Linked DNA regions of Homo sapiens: region 2 is linked to region 1. Evidence: chromatin loops called from intact Hi-C (ENCODE). Cell type or tissue: HepG2. All regions are shown on one strand. Each heading gives the region's core, and the rest is flanking DNA. Links, peaks and the distances in the headings are about the cores only. Region 1 has its middle 20 kb from the start of LINC01832. Region 2 overlaps LOC107985948 (a long non-coding RNA gene).

Evidence for each region. A loop is a pair of places that touch in the nucleus more often than their neighbours do. Peaks named below come from ENCODE experiments on the same cell type or tissue, not always from the same donor. Only the 100,000 strongest peaks of a DNase experiment are listed, where the experiment ranks them.
Region 2: it touches region 1 in a loop (3-fold over the local background); 1 of 110 quality-filtered maps calls a loop at or near these places.

The regions. Positions count from the first base shown.
Region 1 is chr2:138,080,379-138,083,313 of GRCh38, forward strand. No RefSeq gene overlaps it. Among named protein-coding and RNA genes, the nearest start is that of LINC01832, 20 kb to the right of the region's middle. In HepG2, for the core only: no CTCF peak of the experiment used is centred there; a DNase peak (open chromatin) is centred at 1,513; H3K4me3 peaks cover 225 bases.
Region 2 is chr2:138,016,420-138,019,354 of GRCh38, forward strand. The region is part of intron 2 of LOC107985948 (a long non-coding RNA gene); the gene reads right to left. Among named protein-coding and RNA genes, the nearest start is that of HNMT, 53 kb to the left of the region's middle. In HepG2, for the core only: no CTCF peak of the experiment used is centred there; no DNase peak of the experiment used is centred there.

The sequences.
Region 1 (2,935 bases), core at 315-2,814:
TAGCTGGTCAGTCAGAAGCACAGGAAAAATAACGTGGGGCTTGGGATTGTCATTGGAAGTGAGAAGTAGTCTTGTGGACTGAGCACCCACCTTGTGGGATCTGATGCTAGCCCCAGGTAGATAGTGCTGGAAATTAATTAAGAAAACCCAGCTGGCGTCTGCTGCAGGTTGATTGCTTGCTTGTTGGTGGGGAGAACCCCCCCACACATTTGGTCACAGAAGTCTTCTGTGTTGATTATTGTTGTGATATGAGAACAGAGGAAAAACAGTTTGAGTTTTTTCCCCCATGACTGTCCTTTTGTACGAACTGCCTTTTCAGAAGCAATCCATTCGTTCACATTTTTCTGTCACTTCTGCAACCAGTCCTTTGCCACCATGGGCTCAAGTTCCTGATAAAATTCTCAGAATCCAAGGGAATGTTAAAGTCTCTTTGAGGGGTTATTTCTTTAATTATGTTTTCCACCATAATATGAGCTCTATATGTTTCTCATCTTGCTCTCTCGTAAAGCCTCTGTGAAACAAATCTGGAGTATGAGACTAGAATTCTTCAGGCTCAGCCCTTGACACACTTATCCCTTGGCGGATGAGAAAGCCTGCTGTCATCAGGCCCTCAGCATGTTTGCAAAGTGAACATAGTTTTACCATATTCCATTACCTGGTACCTTTCTTTCCCAAGTGCCGTTTGCTGGCCAAAGCTCGCCACTTTGATAAATCCTAGATTATTTCAAGAATTTCACGCTTCAAAATGATCCCACTCCAAGTCTTTAGTAACCATTATTATTATTTCTTATCAATAATAATTACTATTGATCAAAAACAATCATGAAAGAAGCTGATCTCAGCTTTTTAGGAATAATACAATCGCATTATAGTAATTTATTTCTAAGTTAGAAATGATCGCTAAACCTAATAAATACAAGTTCTTATTGAGTTATATTGGGATAATTGTAGCTTTCCATGAAGTCATAAGGAATAATACAGAGAGAGCTCATGTACCATTTACCCAGTCTTACCCTTACATTTTGTAATAGCAAAATCCACAATCAGAATATTGACACTGATATAACTCACCAGTCTCAGAGTTCTCTAGTTTTACATGTACACACTTTTGTGCGTGCGTATTTACTTCTATACGGTTTTATCACATATGCAGTATGTGTATACAGATTGGAAAAAGACAATCCCAAAAGGTTACACACTGTACAATTCCATTCATATTCTATTCATATAACATTTTTGAAATGGCAAAGTTACAGAAATGGAGAACAGACAGTGGTTGCTGGGGTTTACAGATGGGGAAAGGGAAATAAGAAGGTGTGGCTTTCCTTGAGTACCCTTTTTCCACTCCATATAATTTTTGTGAGATTCATCCAAGTTGTTTATATCCGTGGTTCAGTGGGTTTTTTTCCTTTTTTTTTTTTTTTTTTCCTGACTAGTGTTCCACAGTATGGTTATGCCACAGTTTGTTTAACCATTAACCCATTGAAAAACATCTGGGCAGACTCCAGATTTTGGCTAATACAAATAAAATTCCTGTGAACATTCGTGTACAGGTTTTTGTGTGAACAAATGTTCTCATTTGTCTGGAATAAATACCCAGGAATGCAAACGATGGTACATACAGTAATTGCATACTTAGTTTTATAAGAAACTGCCTCTTTTCCAGAATGGCTGTGCCATTTCACATCTATACCAGCAATATATGAACAATCTAGTTTCTCTGCATCCTTGTCAGCATGTGGTATCATCACTATTTATTATTTTAGCCATTCTGGTAAGTGGATAATAATATTTCATTGTGGTTTTAATTTGCATTTCCCTAATGACTAATAATGTTGAACCTTTTTTGTGTAGTTATTTGCCATTTGTATAGCTTCTTCAGTGAAATCTCTTCATGTTTCTTACTCATTTTTTAATTGAATTATTTGTTTTTTACTGTTGAGTTTTCATGGTTTTTTATATAGCCTAAAAACTAGTCCTTTGTCATAATGGATTTTGCAATGGTTTTCCTTAGTCTGTAGCTTGTCTTTTTTGTCTCTTCATATGAGTTTTCACAGAGCAAAAGTTAATTTTGGAGATGTTCAATAATTTATCAATTATAATTTATAATTTATAAAAAATAATTATCAATTTTTCCTTTCATGAATTGTGCTTTTTATGTCAAGCTACAAATATTTTAAAGAAGGTTTCATTAGTCAAAAAGCAACTTTAGGAATTGATAAATTATAGTATATTCACACAATGGAATATTACACAGTAATGAGAACAATTAATTTCACAACAGGCAAAAGTATGAATGAGTCTCATAAATAGAATGTTGATCAAAGAAACCAGACACAAAAGAGTACATACTATACAATTCCATTTACATAATGTCTTAAAAGTATCAAATTATGGTGCCAACTTTTAGAAGAGAGATTACCCTTCTGAGGTGAATAATGGGGTGCCAAGTAGCAGGAGAGGGTGTCTGGAATGCTGAGGTTGCTCTATTTTCAATCTGGGTGAAAATTACATGAGTGTAATCAGTTTATGAAAATGCATCAAGCTATACACTAATGATATGTATACTGTATACAGGTTGTATTTCAGTTTAAAAAAATAAAACCACACAGAAAGTATCTTTTATAAGTAAGGGCAGTGCCATCCCCCACAATTAAAGAAGAGTGATATCCCACACATGACAAACCTTCTGAAATTTTGCCTCCATCACTATTTGTTGCAGGAGCATCTCTAGCAAATATAAAATGATTCTACCTAAATATTGTTGAACTGTCCACAAGGCAGTTGGTTTTATTTGGGTTATGCAGTTTTAGCTCTAATTTGTGATGAGATTAAGAGAAACCTTAAGGTCGCCTAGCTGGAAGTCCAATACTCTGCAGACACATGCATTGTTTCTTTTGCAAAGCTCTTTGGCCCTTCAAGAGCTAATTTAAAT
Region 2 (2,935 bases), core at 105-2,604, 64 kb before region 1:
CCCAAAGAGAAAGCATGATGTGGAGCACAGCATTTTAGGGCTTGATATTTGCTTATTATAAAAATTGGTGACTTTTTTATGGCCCTGCCATTCTGGGCCATAAAAGTTAAGTAATTTCTAATGCACAACCATAAAAAGAGATGCAAGGGCCATAGGAGAATACTAGATCTTAAGTCTGTGGAACTGCACAGACCCAAATGTATATTTAATGTATTTTAAATGTTTGTTTAATGAGAATAGCTGGCACATAATACTTTATTATTGAAATCATATTTATATGTCACCTCATCAGAATGTTACTTCTAAAAAAATGTGGGCTTCTTGCGAAGTCCCACAGTGGAGTGAGTGGATTAAAATAACCTTGTTAAATAAAGCTGTAGAGCCAGACTTACTGGGTACAAATTCCGGTTGTATTAATTACTCACCAAGTGACATTAGGTAACTTATTTTCTCTCTATTCTCATATTTCTTCATCTACACAATGAAGTGAATCATAGTATCTACCTCAGAAGATGGTTACGAGAAGCCCAGGAGTTAAGCTTCATAAATATGCACATAAAGCATTAGACTCATCAGGAATACTCAAAAATATTAACCACCATTGTTATTAGTTACTCATGGAAACTCAATACAAAATGCAGAGTAAATAAAAAGTTTAAGGAAAATTACAACTAAGGCCAGAGAGCTAGTACTTGTAGGAGCCGACCTAGTTTCTGACCTTGTGATTCTTAGCCACAGGAAGATGGCCTCTGTGTCTTTCAGAGCTAAGCTGGTCCTCCAAGAGACTCAAGGTGCCATCAGGATTCCACCATCCAAGCCCCACCTTAAGGGATCTGCCTCCCTGAGCTATCCATGCTCTAAGTGCCTGTGCTCAGTACTATGTGAAATGGCCCCATCTCAATCCTGCCTGATGAGACTATCCAGCTGGCACATGGATAGAAACCTATAGGCAGAAATTGATGAAACAGTCTTTCTGAAAATTATGAAATGCATCCATCAAAAATTCTCTTAAAAATGTGAAATTACAAATCTGGGGCAATGAGACATTCATTCACTTATTCGTGATATGTACAATTAATCAATATTTATTGAGTACCTCTTTGGTGTGAGGGAGTTTTCTAAGCAAAGGACATATCACAGCAAAACAATAACAACAACAACAACAACGAAGTTCCAGACCTCAGTGACCTGATTTCTAGTGGGTGAAATAGGCAAAAAATAAATATATGCCAGAGAATGATAGGTGGTATTAAGAAAATAAAAGTAAATAAGGGGAAAAGAGTACCAGATGGGGAAATATTAAGTGGAGTGATCAGGGAAGCTCTCTTTGAAAGAACAAGATTTGAACAGAGATTGAAATGCAGTGAAGGAGCAAACCATGCATAGAGTTGGGAGAAAAGCATTTGAAGAAGTACAAATACAAAGGCCCTGATGTGGAAATAAGCTTTACATATCTAAAGGACAATAAGAAGGCGAGGTGGCTTTCTATAGTAGCTGAGCTGAAAGGTCCTAAGATAGATTCAAGTCTAGAGTTGCCACTGTGGGCCACATGTGGGAGGACCTCACTGGGATGCCATGGTTTGAAGGTGAGGCATGGAACCAACTTGCAGAGAGAATGAGAGATGCCAGGAGTCTAAGACCACATGGCCTTTGAATGGGAGATGAGCTTTGGCTGTCTCAAGGAAGGGTTCTTGCAGTTTCTATTCCCATCTGTGTCTAACCTGAACAAATACCATTTTACTCCAGGTATCCTTGTGGGTGTCTGCTTCTTGCCTCCCAAATGTCTTAGGTAGAGCAAAATAGAAGATCTTATTTGGTTGTTACCTCATGAATTAGAAAGATTATTTATTATTATCCTATTTCATAGGTGAGGAAACTGAGATACTAATACACTGAATAATTTAACCCAGCTCCCAAAGCAAGTTGATAACAGGAAGTTAGCCAAACCCTATACCTGCCCGGCCGACTCACACTGTATGTCTGCATATTGGGCAAGTTAAATATGTGATCTTCATTCATCTTAGATGCGGAGTATGACTTCATAGAACTAAATCACCTTTGCCCCCAAATATCCACTTGTACATTGAAGGGGACCTGATTATAAAAGGGAAGAAGAAGCAATCAGAGGATCAGAGTACTATGAAAAAATCACCTCCTTGAATAATGAGATAGTACTCTTTCTAAATACTACACTTCAGTAACAAGTTCATTTTAAGCTTGTCATAAATATCTGATTTTTCCATCCCATTGCCTTAACTTTTGCCTGTATTTCTCTGCCTCACCTCCTACCAGGTCCCAGACATCACCAATTTCATGTTTAAATTATCTGTCATTCATACCCTAGCTCCCCTATGATTCATAAACTGTGCAATACACATCCATAGTACATGATCAACTAATGCAGGATAGTTAAAGCTAAGGATCATGTAATCCATTTCTCAGTGTGATATACACCATAAAAAGGCAACTGCAGTAAAAGGGGGGTTGATTTAAGGGCTCCCTGGGTAACGACAGTCACAATTTCTAAATGTGCCAAAAATTAATTAGGGCTCTGAGTCAGATTGTAGTAATCTCTGTGGCAATGGATTAATAAATACAGCAAGACGCCGTTCTGGAGGCTGCACTGACACATGGGGATACTCTGTATAAGCAGTGCCTTTCCATGATCATATTCTTCTCTTGAAGAATTATCTGTGTTTCCTGGCTTGTCTTAATGATACTTGAAGGACTTTGCAAACAACCTGCTTAGGATAGAAAATGTTGAAATAAATCACAGGGGCCATGAGGTATAGTCCAACCTTGGTGAGTTCTCCAAAGACATTTGCTATAGAAGATGCAGAAAAGTGTCAGTACCTTTATTTATGTTCTACAGCTAACTAATTTCATGCTAATTTCATTTCTATACTGTGATTCCTTTTTCTGCATGTGTTGATAT